2 separate regions of the Homo sapiens genome follow, and region 1 is linked to region 2. A link is a contact called in ENCODE Hi-C or POLR2A ChIA-PET data. All regions are on one chromosome and are shown on one strand. The core of a region is the stretch at or near the end of the contact, and the rest is flanking DNA. Distances in the headings are between cores, read along the strand shown.

Region 1 (7,448 bases), core at 2,840-5,339, 440 kb after region 2:
TGTGTACCTTTGTGTTAATGTGTAGGGAAGAGACAGTGACTTGATGGTTATGGGGAGTGTATCTTGATGTGTGTATAGGGGTAAGTATTGCTAAATTATTTACAGCTTTTATTCAGGGTGAGTCATGTGATGAATGGCCTAATCAGAAAAGTGAAGGAGCGAAGATGCAAGCTTGCCAAATGATGAAATGAACAAGATTTTGTATCTATTTTTTATCAGGTGTTGTAAAATTTGTGCATGGCTTTTTGTTGTTGTTGCTTAGTAACTGGTAGAGGAGAAAAGATGAGGAAAGAAACTCAGCTTTCCTCACAGTCTTTTCAAAGGTACACAGTTGGGGAGTAAAATCTGACTGGCCTAATCGATGGAAAAGACCCTGTCCTTTTCACCCCATCCTGCAATCCTCCGTGCAGAGGAACTACACTGTTGTATTCTAGTAATTCACTGTGATTTATAACAAACCGGTGATGTCATTCTATTGTGCACTTTTGTCAAACCATTTATGTGACTTTAATAAACATAGTAAACTTGCTGACTGCACCAGAGGTCCATTAGTGATTTATATATTGCATGACATTTTCTATTTGAGTTTGACATGTAGAGTCATTTTTAGTTTCATGGCAATTGACAGTCCTAATAACTCAGCTAATTTGAAACTAACAATCTTGCTGTGTAAAAGGAAAAAATGGTGTTTGTGTTCAGTAAATGTTTGAAAAAAACTACTTTGAGGTTTGTGTCTTTATTAATTATTCAGTGTGCCTTAGTTGCGATGTTCTTTTGTTGAGTGCCTTAAAGTTGTCAAAGTTATATATGTGCATGGGAAAAAATTCACGTAGTAAAGAAAAATTCAAATATATATTTTAAAAGTTCCCTTTTCATCTCTCCCCGCCTCCTATTTGGACTCTGCAGAGACAATCACTATTAATAGTTTTTTGAGTAGCTTCCCAGAATGTTTCTGTGCACATATGTATTATTTCTCCTTTTCAGTTTTTAAAATGCAAATGAACTTCTACCTTTGCAACGCTATTCTGTATCTTATCTTTTTCATGTAATATATCTTAGGCATTTTCCATTTCTATATGTATAGGTTTTTAAAACAACTTCATAGCAATTAATTCTGTTGATGGATTGAAAATGTATTTAACTAGATTTTATTGATGGACTTTTAGATTTTCAGTTTTTGATATTTCAAATAATGCTGCAGTCAACATCCTTAAGTACCATACTTAAAGGACAAATTCATTCCTAGTACTGGAACTTGGTTTAGTGACTACTTAAAATCTTGACAGAAGTTATCAAATTGCCTTCCATCTCTCTACATCTTTATTGACATCAGATCTAATCATTTAATTTTTGCAAAGTTGTGATTAATGAAAAATAGCATTTCATGGTTTGATTTGTATGCCTTTATTATGAGTAACATTGAACACTTTCATATATTTATTGACTATTGGTGTTTGCTTTGGGGTTGTGTGTGTTTTTTTTCTACTTGTTAGAAGTTCCTTAGAAGTTTGAGGACATTTTCTCTGTCATGTAATAGTTGTAGCTTATTTACTTTAAATATGGTACTTTTGTATCCAAAGTTTACATTTTTCTATAGTCAAATTTATCACAATTTAAAAAAATGGATTCTGAGTTTTAGATCCTGCTTGTAAGGCTGTCTCTATTCCAAGTCATACTTTTTTTTTTTTTCCCCCATGATCTATTTGAAAAAGACACTTTTATGGCTTCCCTTCCCTTCTTTCTCCTTCTCTTCTTTGGTTTAAAATGTTGATTTTCCTATAATTTGTTTGGTTTTTGTTTGTTTGTTTTTTGAGACAGGGTTTCATTCTGTCACCCAGGCTGGAGTGCAGTGGTGCCATCATGGCTTACTGTCGCCTTGATCTTCCGGGCTCAAGTGATCCTCTCACCTCAGCCTCCCAAGTAGCTGGGACTACAGGTATGTGCCACCATGCCCAGCTAATTCTTTTTATTTTGGTATTTTTTGTAGAGATGGGGTTTTGCCATGATGCCTAGGCTGGTCTTGAACTCCTGGGTTCAAGCAGTCCTCCCACCTCAGCCTCTCAAAGTGTTGGGATTACAGATGTGAGCCACCACACCTGGCCTTGGACTAGTATTTCTTCATTTGTCTTTTTTAAGTGGGGAGGTGGGAGTGGCTAACTTTTTTCATTATTACGTGTTTATTTTTCCAGATGAAGTTTGGTGTAATTTTATCATGTTAAGAGATTATTTCGTTTAGCATTGAATTAATAGATTTAGGGACATCTGTACAGTTCTGCACTTCTGAGCTTTTTTTTTTTTTTTTTTTTTATCCAAAAGAAAGCTATGTCTGGTTAGGTAAATCATACACCTGTATCCAGAGTTTTGTTTTGTTTTTTTTTTTAGGTTTTTCTTTTTAATGAAGGTCTTACAACTATTTTCCTTTTATTACCACTACGTACTTCTAAATATTAATGTTTTTACAAAAGCACTGTAATGGTTTTTTTTGTTTTTAAAGAAATAAATTTTCAGTTACTTCTTTTGGATGTCCCAGATACACTAATCGTTTGCAAGTAACAATAATATGGCATTCTCATTTCCAGCCTTCACATCTCAGGAGAGTATTAAAGGGTGGTATTGGAGCACACCCTCAGGACATGTTTGTTTTCAAATTTAGATTCTCTGTGGCCATTCCAGCCTCTATAGAGATCTGAAAAAAACATTTAGTGCCACCCTCTCATTTTATAGTTCAGGACACAAGCCCAGAAAGGCCACACAAGGACTATGTGTGTCGTAACTGAGAGTAGGCTCTGGGTCTCTTGACCCACTGAACAGTGCTCTTTCACTGTGAGATGCCAGTACTAGGGAAGCTCACCTTCAGATCTCTGCTAGGTCACTCCCTGGCTGCAATAACCTAGTGAGACTGCGGAAATCATCCAGACAGGTTTTAAAACATTTTTTTCTTTGTTTCAAGTAATGTCTGCTGTATATGACAGATCACCAAAGAAAATACTGGCAGTAGTGTATTCCTTCAGATACTTGACCTAGAAAATTTCAGTATGAGAGAGGCAAATTTTAGGTGGTTCACAAAACCTTAGCTTGTTGGCAAGTTTAGACAAAATTATATTTTCTAATTTGCCTGTGCTTTAGAAATTTGGTGTGCTCAGTCCATCAGAGGGGCGGACTGGGGTTTTGCTTTTGCCTTAATCAATGGCAAGATACTCTTGCATGTTGGCGCTTATTGAACACCTACTGTATTTCAGGCACTGCACCACAGATATGCATACAAAAATAAGAGAGACCAGTGTGGGCAACAAAGTGAGACCCCCTCTCTGCACAAAATTAAAAAAAAAATTAGCTGGGCATGGTGGTGCATGTCTGTAGTCCCAGCTACTCAAGAGGCTGAGGTGGGAGGATCACTGAAGTCCAGGAGGTCGAGGCTGCAGGGAGCTGTGATTGTGCCGCTGCACTCTAGCCTGGGTGACAGAGCAAGACCCTGTCTCAAAAATAAAAATAAGAAAGATGGACTCTGTCCTTGATAAGCTTGTTCTCCATTTAGATGCATCTATTTGAAATTTGATTTTCTGTATTTCCTCTAATTTTCCAAATAAAAAAATTTTTTGACTCTGACTTGGGCCACCTTCTGAAAACATTTCAGACACATCACTAAGTTGTTGCACATCTTTTTTAATGCAGGGCCAGGGAGATAATCCAGGAGTTTGAGACCAGCCTGGGCAACATGGCGAGACCCTGTCTCTACAAAAAATACTAAAATTAGCTGAGTGTGGTGTGTGCCTGTAGTCCCAGCTACTTGGGAAACTGAGGTGGGATTGCTTGAGCCCGGGAGGCAGAGGCTGCCGTGAGCTGTGATGGTGCCGCTGCACTCTAGCCTGGGCAACAGAGTGAGACACTGTCTCAAAACAAACCATGCAAAGCTGATTAGAAAGGGTAAGTCCCTCAAGGATAGTGCCCATCCTTTAAAAATAACTTTCTGCTTGTACTCTACTTTGGACCTGGTAAGTTTGCTAGGTACGGCTTAGCATACATCTTATTGAAAAGTTTTAGTGTCCAGGTGCAAGGCTTACAATTCCCTCCTCATGCTAAATCAGCAAGGCTCCGTTCCTGTTTCAGTTTCAGTTTTGGAACATGCTGTCCTATTTTAGCATGATGTTGAAACTAATAGAATAGACAGTGACACAAAAGCACTGTGCAGATTTTAACGTGGCCAGTTAGGCCTGGCTGTCCTTTGAGAAGAACCTAGTTGATGTTAATATTAACATAAAGATAGTAGGGGAGTTTTTTTTTTTTTTAAATTATAAGAAGGAGTGCAGGATAAAAGGCTGGAACCACATTAGCCGAAGGTAAAAGCAAAGACTGGTGTGGTGTTGAATAAAAACAGGGGACCATTCATACTAATGGCTGTATTTAAGTCACCCAAGGCACATTTGGGTGGTGAGGAGACTGCTTCGTGGTGGTGAGGCATGGGTGCAGTGAGTTGTTATGCCAGGAAAGGAGCACGATTAAGCCAGCGGTCTCCATTAGAGGCTGCTTGGCATCCTGGGATTGAAGCCAGGGGACTGACTCAAGTCTAATGTCTTATTCTCAGACAGTATTGATGCTAAAACCTTTTGAATACTGACGGAGGTAGGAATTTATCTTGTGAAGACCTCTAGGGATGGAAAGGTCCACACTGTCTCCTAGAAGCTCTTCCACATGTCCCTAGGCAGAGCTATTCCATAGTGTCTCCATTGTGTTTGCATTAGCACTTTGCCCTTTCCACCTAGATACCTGTCATGTCAAGAAACCATCACCTTCCTTAACAAAAGTAAAACCCAGAAACTCCACTGGGGTTTTTGCTGATTTTCTTTGCTGGCTGCCATCAAGATAGTCCCCAGCACAGTTGAAGGGCATCTAAAGACAGGCCTGACAGTTTAAGAAACTGACATTGAAGATTAGAGAATAGCAGAATATTATAGCTATTATGTAATATTAAATCCAGATGGCTGTTCTACAAGTTTAATGTGCTTAGAATTACCTCACAGAGCTTGGATCCATGAAGTCTGAGGAGGAACTTAGGAGTCTGTGGTCTGACTGAGGCAGTCCTGGGACCACTCTTTGAGAAGCGCAGCGCTGCAGAGATCATCTGCTTTATGAGGCACAGTGGGCTTGGGCACAACCCCCTCTTTCTTCATCTTACAGCCTGGATATTCACTTACCTGTTGATTGCAACTCTCAGCCATTAGAGTCATCTGGGGAAGTTGGAAACAAACTTGGCCCCTCTCCCAACCAATGAAATTGGGATCCATAGTGGGTAGGGCCCTTGCAGTGGTCACTTTTAAAGCTCCCGTGGTTCAAAGGTGCAGCCAGGATTGAGAAACACTGCGTTAGCATAGACTTTGCTCCCTATAAGATGCATCTTTGTTTGCTCTACCAGGCACTCTTAAGGCTCATCTTGGGTATTTATACTTCAGGGTAAATAGATTCAGAAAGGGAAACTTGATAACAAATTGAGAGGCTAAGGGCCTTGATACAACTCTCAGTTTGTCCACCTTTTGACCACTTAGTTGGTCTTGGTGTAGGTCTGGGGAAGGGTGTGAAGGACTGTGGAGTTCTGGAATAAGGGCTGCTTGCCTCTGACCGAGAGTCCAGAGGTTGCAATTCAGTGACCTCTGGGCTGCATCTGACCAGCAGGTACATTCTGTTTGGCCTGCAGTGTGGTCACAGGTGGCAGTTTTTAAAAATATGAATGCCAGCCTCTAAAAATCAGATATCCATAAGAGCATTCTCAGATCTGATGATATTTGATGGACGACTTGGTGCTAAGTCAATGAAAACTTATGAGTGTGGGTTCATTAATTCTCATTTAGCCAGGTTACCCCATTCATAAGAGTGATGACGGAAATGGAATATGATTTAGCAACATTTCCTTCTGATTCTATTAGAAGGCAATGGGTTTTGATACTCAAATTTTAGTTTCACCATTTTCACCTTTTGCTCCACATCAAGCCCTTCTAAGGCTGGGCTCGAATAACAGAATCTGGCTTGGGAAATAGCAGTCCTGGGTTTAGTTTTGGTTTTGCTGTGGGAGCCTAGGGCTCTTCCTGGTTCTGAGTGTCCTCATTTATGCAAAAACAAGATCAAATTATTTCCAAGGTTCTACTTACTGGGAATCCAAGACATGAATGGCACAAGAACAGAATGGAGACGCCTTGGCTGATGTCAGAGTGTAAGACGGTTAACAATGAAACCGGCCTGGAGAAGTCTGGGAGGCGTGAGAGGGAAGAGCTGGAACCAAGGGCAGAAGCTACAGTGAAACATTTAGGTCCTAACCGTCCACACTGGCCATAGATGGAAGGGTGATCTTGGGAGAGGGAGCGCTCCACCACTGGAGACGTCACACGGAGGCCAGGCAGCCACTAGGAGGGCATGTTGTGGGCAGCAAATGGTGGATGAGTCCCTTCTGACATGTAGAGGTAGGGGGGAGGAAGCAAGGAACTCCCTCATTCTACTTCCTCTCCTTCAAAGGGGAGTATGGCTCACTGTGATATGCTCTGCCCACAGAATGGGATGTCAGTGCTTGGTTGTTTTTAAACACTGTATTTTTAATTTTTCAAAAATACGACAGTAAAGGTCGTACTATGCACAGGGGGACTGATGCCTTTCATGTGTCCCCCTTGCATTTCTACCTCAAAACAAGACTAAGGCATAAATTACTCCACTGGGCGCCAGGCACGCCCCTTGTCCTTGGGGCATTATCACTGGTCATACCACTTGTCCTGGGGGCCGGCAGATGAGATATTTGCCACCAAGGCTGCACAGGCTCCGGGAGTCCTTGCACGTGCTTTATTCAGTGCATTCCAGAGGGGACCCCTCAACAGCGCTGGCCAAGCCCTTCCCTGTGCACTGGCGGGCATGAGGGAAGGATGGGAGGCAGTGTGTGTGTGTGTGTGTGTGTGTGTGTGTGTGTGTGTGTGTGTGTGTGTGTGTGTGTGTAGGGAGGGGGTGATACAGGGAGGGGAGGCTCCCTACCCCTACCCCTGCTGCCCAGCTGCAGCCAGGCCGGTGCGTCCATGTCTAGGGGCAGGCTGCAGCAAGAAGACGTGGGAATGCACAGCCCCAGGGATTGTGTCATCCACATGCTTCCCATGAGGTACCTGGGAACAAAAGTGACCCGGGAGGGTTGGCAGCTGAGAGCAAGGGGCTGCAGCTGGTGGGGGAATGTGTGAGTTGCGGTCAATGTGAATGCACGTGGGTGCAGAGCCCGGCTACCTCTCATCTCAGGACAGCGTCCAGTATCCTGGTCCCACTTGCCTGGCCATCAGTCTCCACATCTCAGAGTCTTTCTTCATCCCTGGCTTGCAGCTGTCACCATCAAGCCCTTGCTCTTGGGTTCATTCTTCGGGAGCCCCAGGGGCCTATCTATGGGGAAGGGAGTGGGTGTGACTTGGGAGCCAATGGAGGGGTGGGATGGG
Region 2 (6,689 bases), core at 284-2,783:
GTGCCACTGCACTCCAGCCTGGGGAACAGAGTGAGACTCTATCTCAAAAAAAAAAAAAAAAAAAAGTGAACTCTGTGACTGGAAGGTTGAGTAGATTCAGGGACCAGGGTAGTTGTAGGAGGCCAGATGTCAGTTGAAGTTGGGGGAATGGAGATTGGTGGAAGAGATAACAGTGGGTATCCTGGAGACAGAGATTGACCGACTGACTGGCTGAAAGAGAGACAGACACAGCAGGTGAATCCCAGACCTGCCTTGTTTCTGGCCCTTCCTGAGGCTTGACTAGGGGGTCTTCACTGTAACTTCATAGCCCCCTTCCCCTATACCTGGGGTAATCTGGGTAATCCCAATGCTTCTCCAATACGTTCTATCAAACCAGAAGCTGTGGAGCAGGTAATTTCTTTCTATTTATTTATTTTTGGATTGGTATAAATTTATGGGATACAAGTATAATTTTGTTACATGCACAGAATTCGTAGTGGTGATGTCAGGCTTTCAGGGTATCCATCACCCAAATAACATACATTGTACCCATTAAGTGAATTCTCATCATCCATCCCCACATCCCCTTCTCTGCGTCCACTATCATTCATACTCACACCCATATGTATACATTATTTAGTTCCCACTTATGAGTGAGAACATGAGTATTTGTCTTTCTGTGTCTGACTTTTTTCACCTAACAACCTCCAGTTCCATCCATGCTGCTGCAGAAGACACAATTTCATTCATTTTTGTGTCTGAACACGATTCCATTGGGTATACAGATCATATTTTATTTATCCAATCATCTGTTGATGGAGACGTAGGTTGATTCCATGTCTTGGAGGACGTCATTTCCGCTGTTGGCGGAACTCATCCTGAGCTTCTGATCTTACTCTCCAAGGGAACTCTGCACTTCATGTTGGGGACTTTTTGCTGTCTTGGTGTCTGCAGGTTGGAATCTTGCTTCAGCCACAAAATTTCAGTTGGGTGGTCTGGGTCTCACTTCCCTCACCTCTTAAATGGCTGTCCTGCATCATGCACCATTTACTATGACAATGTTGACCTTTATCTGAGCCCTGTGCCTCCAGAAGGCAGCGACGATAAAGTTCTCCAACCTCTTTAAGTTCCAAGGAAAGAGCTAAGCCACAAAGGACCACCTTAAGCTCGCATCCCAAGGAAATACGGATCTCCATCCTTTCTTACTATTCCCTAAGATTCGCTGATGACTCCATTGTTTACCTGCCTCTCTAAAACCCCAGTCCCCTTTGAGATGCTCCTCATTAATGAACGTTCTCCCTATTGCAATGGCCTGAATGAAATCTTAACTGTCTGGGGCTTTTGGCGTTCACAATGACCATAATTGTGCTATTGTAAGCGTCAATCGGGGGCGCAGCCGGAGTCCCAGGTCCCAGTCCTGGCTTCCCCATGTCAGGCTTCCCCTTCGGGCCGGTTTCAGGTCTCAATTGGGAGCTCCCTAAGGGCCCCTGGCTTAGAATATGTGTGAGTGGCAACCCAGTCCCTCAACCCCTGCGCGGGGAGCCGGGGCAGAGCGAACTGCTGTAACTTTCGCACGCCGCCACCAGAGGGCGGCGGCTCCGCGGAGGAGGGCCCCAGCCTCTGCGCCGGCTCGCGCCCGCAGTGCCTTTAAAACGTGCGTTGGAAGTAGACGCCACGCAGCCTGCTTTCCAGAGTCCCGGCGTTTCCCCTCTTCCACCGCTGCACTCCAGGGGCCTCCCTTACGCGTCCGCACGCGGCGAGTCCTTCCACTATGCAGGGCGCGCCGCAGGACTCTTGAGTGGGCGGGAAGGCTGGAAAGCCAGCCTGGAGCTTCTGGTCTCTAGTGCTGTGCAGGGCACAAGGTCCCTGCCCCTCCCGCGGCCGCTGGCCTCTCTTCTCCTTAAGCCAGGTCGAAGGATTCCTGAGGCAGCGGGAAATGGGGAGGAGGGACAGGAGTCCCAAGACCACTGTCTTGGGTGCGGGATTTAACCAGTCACACCCGTCAGCCCCTTGGAACGTCACAGTGTTCCCTTAAAGTGGGCAAGACAAGAACTGTTGCCCCGTCTGAAAGTGGGCAAACGGGCTCCCAAAGAAAAAAGTTGATTAGGAGAGCTAGTAAATGGCAGAATTAGGACAGGAACTCAGTTCTCCTAGGCCCAGACTTGGAGCTCTTGGGGTGGGGCAGCACAGAGATGGCTGTCTGCCTGGCGTAAGTAAACTGGTCCCTTCAGCAGAAACGGGCGCTGCACATCCTCTTCCCGCAGGACGGCGACCCCTGGACATCAAAATGCAGCCACTTTTGGACTCAAATTGTAGAGTTCTTTTTTGTTGTTGTTGTTATTTATGTATGTATTTATTTATTGACACGGAGTCTCGCTCTGTCACCCAGGCTGGAGTGCAGTGGCGCGATCTTGTGTCACTGCAACCTCCACCTCCCGGGTTCAAGCAATTCTCTTGCCTCAGCCTCCCGAGTAGCTGGGACTACAGGCGCCCGCCACCACGCCTGGCTAACTTTTGTATTTTTAGTCGAGACGGGGTTTCACCATGTTGATCAGGCTGGTCTCGGACTCCTGACCTCGTGATCCACCCGCTTCGGCCTCCCAAAGTGCTGGGATTACAGGCGTGAGCCACCGCACCCGGCCCAAATTGTAGAGTTCTATGTACAGCCACGTTTCCATGATCTTTTTTTGTTGTTTTTGTTTTGTTTTTGTTTGAGACACAGTCTCACTCTGTTGCTCAGGCTGGAGTGCAGTGATGCGATCTTGGCTCACCGCAACGTCCGCCTCCCAGGTTCAAGTGATTCTCTTGCCTCAGCCTCCTGAGTAGCTGGGATTACAGGCGCACACCACCACGCCTGGCTAATTTTTGTATTTTTAGTAGAGAGGAGGTTTCACCATGTTGGCCAGGCTGCTCTCGAACTCCCAGCCTCAAGCGATCCACCACCTCGGCCTTCCAAAGTGCTGGGATTACAGGTGTGAGCCACTGCGCCCGGCGTGTTTGCTTTTTAAAGTGCATATGTCTACATACACATTTTAGAGGCAAATAGAAATACAAAAGCCAAACTGTCCACAGTGGCTGTCTGTGGCAGTTGGAGTAGCAGTAATGGAAATTGCATTTTCTCTGTATTGTCCAAAATATTCACTACTAGCATATATAAATCAGAAAGAGGAGCAATGATTCAGGACTTCTGTTTGACAAAATGATAATAATAATAATTCCTCTTTAAATAATTGGAAAATACAGGCTGGATGCAGTGGCTCATGCCTGTAATCCTAGCACTTTCGGAGGCCGAGGTGGGAGGATCCCTTGAGCCCGGGAGTTTGAAACCAGCCTGGGCAACATGTCAAAACTCCATCTCTACAAAATAAAAAATAAAAATAAATAAAAATGGGAAAATAAAGAGAATGAAGAAAATAAAATTCATCAGTACCCCCTGCCAAATATTGGTATTTTTCTTTCTGGTTGGTTTCTTTCTCTACAAAATGTGAATAACGGTATTAACTGTACAGGAATGTTGTGAGGATTGAGTGAGAGAACGTATATAATAGTTAACATTCCAGAAGTGTTAGCTATTTTTATATGTAACAAAATCAGCACCAGACTGTATCTACTGTTTCTGTGCTGCCGTCTTCACAGCCAACATTGCTTCATGAACAGTTTCCCATTCAATTATGCTTTTTAAAATTGTATTTTTAGTGATAGTACAGTATTTTATTACATTTAAGTACAATTTATTTAAGTTATCCCCTATTGTTAAGCCTTTAGATTGTTTCCAATTTTTGCTGTTAAAATAACAGAGAGATTAACATCTTTAAACATCTACCTTTGTCAGCATTTCTGATTATTTCCTTAGATGAATTTTTTAGAGGTAGGATTACTGGGACAAAGGGTGCAAATATTTTTCAGGCTTTTGACTCAGGTTACCAAATTGCTTCCCAGAAAGATCTTGCCAATTTACATTCCCACCTGCAGTGCGTGAGAATGTCTGCCCCACAGCACACAAAGGAGGGATTTTATTTTGGGATGGGTGAGATTTGAGTCTGTTGCTGAACCGAGGAAAATGAGCCCCCCAAGCCCCATAGCGAGGTAGAGTTTAAACTTCGGGACAGAGAGGGGATGTCAAAACAGGCAAAGTCCATGGGAGAAAGGGAGGGGATTTGGAGCAGGTTTACAGAGATTGTCTTGGATTTAAGAAGGGACACCTTGTGTTTGGAGACTGATGGAAAGAGGTATGATTGGGTGTAGACAGAATCATTGTAAGGAGGTAGGTGGATTCAAGAGGCTAGTCCCTAGTGGCTACCTTTTCTCAGTCAAGTAGGAGGTTGGGTCATCTATCCAAAGGTAATAGGTGAGCCTGAGAAGGGGACTTGAGGAGAGAGGTGCGACCCTTTAACTTGAGGACAATAAAAGAGTTGACTGTCCAGTTGAGGGTGATGACTTTGAGTTTGTCATGGCACCATTCTGCAGAGCTGTGGGTACTTTCTCTACAGCACGCAGTCACCTGGGGAAAGAAAAAGTCATACATATTAATTTAAACCAAATCTTTCAAAATGTGGTCAACAGTAGAAAACTATTTTTGGGGAGCTGGAGGGATTCATGGTAATGAAAAACTTGTGGGTTTCTGGAGTTGTACCGAACTTTCAAGGATCAGTTAATTTCTATCTTATATAAGTTGTTCCAGAAAGTTAGAAAAGACCAAAGTTGCCCAGATCATTTTATGAAACCAATATAATCTTGATTCCAAAATCAGTAAGGACAAAGCAATAAATAAATGTATTAAGTTCATTTCACCTATGAATGCATGTATAAAAATCCTGGCCAGACACGGTGGCTTACACCTATAATCCCAGCACTCTGGGAGGCCAAGGCAGGCAGATCACTTGAGGTCGGGAGTTCAAGACCAGCCTGGCCAACATGGTGAAACCCCGTCTCTACTAAAAATACAAAAAATTAGCTGGGCATGGTGGCATGCACCTGTAATATTAGCTACTTAGGAGGCTGAGGCAGGAGAAACGCTTGAGCCTGGGAGGCAGAGGTTGTAGTGAGCCGAGATTGCTCCATTGCACTCCAGCCTGGGCAACAGAGCGAGACTCTGTTAAAAAAAAAAAAAGAATCTTAAATAAAATAGCAACTAATCTAGTTATATGTTTTTTGAAAGTAGGTTTATCCCAGGAATTCCAGCTCAACATTGAAAATCACCCCACTTTAATAAAGGACAAAAATCACATGAAAAAAATCACATGAGTATCTCAAATGGTGAAGAAAAAGCAGCATATTGATAAAGTTTTTCACCTATTTTTTATTTATGAATAACTCAGCATATGACTTCCTTGAACTTATGAAAATGAAAAAAAAAAAAAACTTAGCAAACTGGAAATAGGAAAGGTGTGTTTAATTTGATAAAGGTTATATAGGGCCAGGTGCAGTGGCTAACACTTGTAGTCCCAGCACTGTGGGAGGCCAAGGCAGGAGGATTGCTTGAGCCCAGGAGTTCGAGACTAGCTTGGACAACATAGTGAGACCCCATTTCTACCAAAAATACAATAATTAGCCAGGGGTGGTGGCACATGCCTATAGTCCTAACTACTTGGGAGGCTGAGGTGGGAGGATGGCTTGAGCCTCAGAGGTCGAGGCTGCAGTGAGCCATGATTACACCACTTCACTCCAGCCTGGGAGACACAGCACGACCCTGTCTCAGAAAAAACTGGTTATATAGCAAAAACTTAAAGCAAACACTACACTTAATGAAGAAACTAGGAGCATTCACTTTAACATCTGGAACAAAATAAGGCATCCAACTGTACTGCTATCATTTACTATATAATAATAGAAGTTCCAGACAAAGCTATGAATGAAGAAAAATGTAAGACATACAGGATGAGAAGAAATAAAATTGTCACTATGTGAAGATATTTTCATTTGTCTTGAAAAGCAAAGAGAATCAGCATAGACTTTTAAAATTAAGATAATTCAGTCATTTAGTAGATAGAAGATTGACCAAAAATAAATCCTTAACATTTGTCTTCACCACAAACAACATCTATTCACAACAGCAACGACAAAGTATAAAAAAATCTAGTAATGTACTTAATTAAAAATATCTATGGAGAAAACATGAAAATGCTAATTAAGGATGTAGAAAATAACCTGACTAAATGGAGAGAAATTTTATGTTCTTGGATGAAATGATTGAATATTATATAGGAATCAGATCTTTATGAGTTAATCTATAAGTTCAATGGAATCCCAATAAAAATTCTAGCTCTATTTTCCAGGAACTTGATAAACTCACTCTCAAATTTGTGTGGACAAACAGGACTAAGTCAACCTTAAAAAAATAAAGAGCTAGAATTTGTCCTACCAGATATTAAGCACACTACAAAGCTATGTCAAACCAAACCAAATCAAACAACATTGTTTTGGCACCAAAACAGACCAATAGACCATGGAATGGAATAGAAAACTGAAAGTCAGACCATTAGCATACAGGTGGGAGACATCACAAATCAATGAAGAAAGCAGATTAAACCCGTTCGCTATGTGGGGGGAAAATCTAGAATCCCTGCCTTACACCAAAGGGAAAGGTATATGCTGTGTGGTGTTCTGATATATATATTGGTTTTCGTCCATATATTGGCTCCTAACTCCCATAGCCCTTGTTACAGTCTTGTTAGAATGTTCAGTGTGTGAGGCCTCAGGAAACACAATCT

The links. A loop is a pair of places that touch in the nucleus more often than their neighbours do. ChIA-PET counts read pairs that join two places held with the same protein, here RNA polymerase II (POLR2A). Pooled maps may share reads with other maps.
Region 1: a map with no recorded cell type shows a loop between it and region 2 (5-fold over the local background). The contact joins two enhancer-like sites. A Hi-C loop is called at or near these places in 4 of 37 single-sample maps with no recorded cell type and 8 of 50 pooled maps. POLR2A ChIA-PET finds 5 or more read pairs at or near these places in 2 of 52 experiments (MCF 10A and Panc1).

What each region holds. Positions count from the first base shown.
Region 1 is chr15:68,295,147-68,302,594 of GRCh38, forward strand. It overlaps ITGA11 (integrin subunit alpha 11), which reads right to left. Exons shown (of 30, transcript NM_001004439.2): 30 at 1,386-7,448. FEM1B (fem-1 homolog B) reads left to right here. Exons shown (of 2, transcript NM_015322.5): 2 at 1-716. Among named protein-coding and RNA genes, the nearest start is that of FEM1B, 21 kb to the left of the region's middle. Within about 2 kb of position 4,090, at least 14 of the 41 ENCODE cell types and tissues checked have a DNase peak (open chromatin) inside an H3K27ac peak, as active enhancers do.
Region 2 is chr15:67,862,023-67,868,711 of GRCh38, forward strand. No RefSeq gene overlaps it. Among named protein-coding and RNA genes, the nearest start is that of RNU6-1, 25 kb to the left of the region's middle. RefSeq lists an enhancer at 695-784. Within about 2 kb of position 1,534, at least 13 of the 41 ENCODE cell types and tissues checked have a DNase peak (open chromatin) inside an H3K27ac peak, as active enhancers do.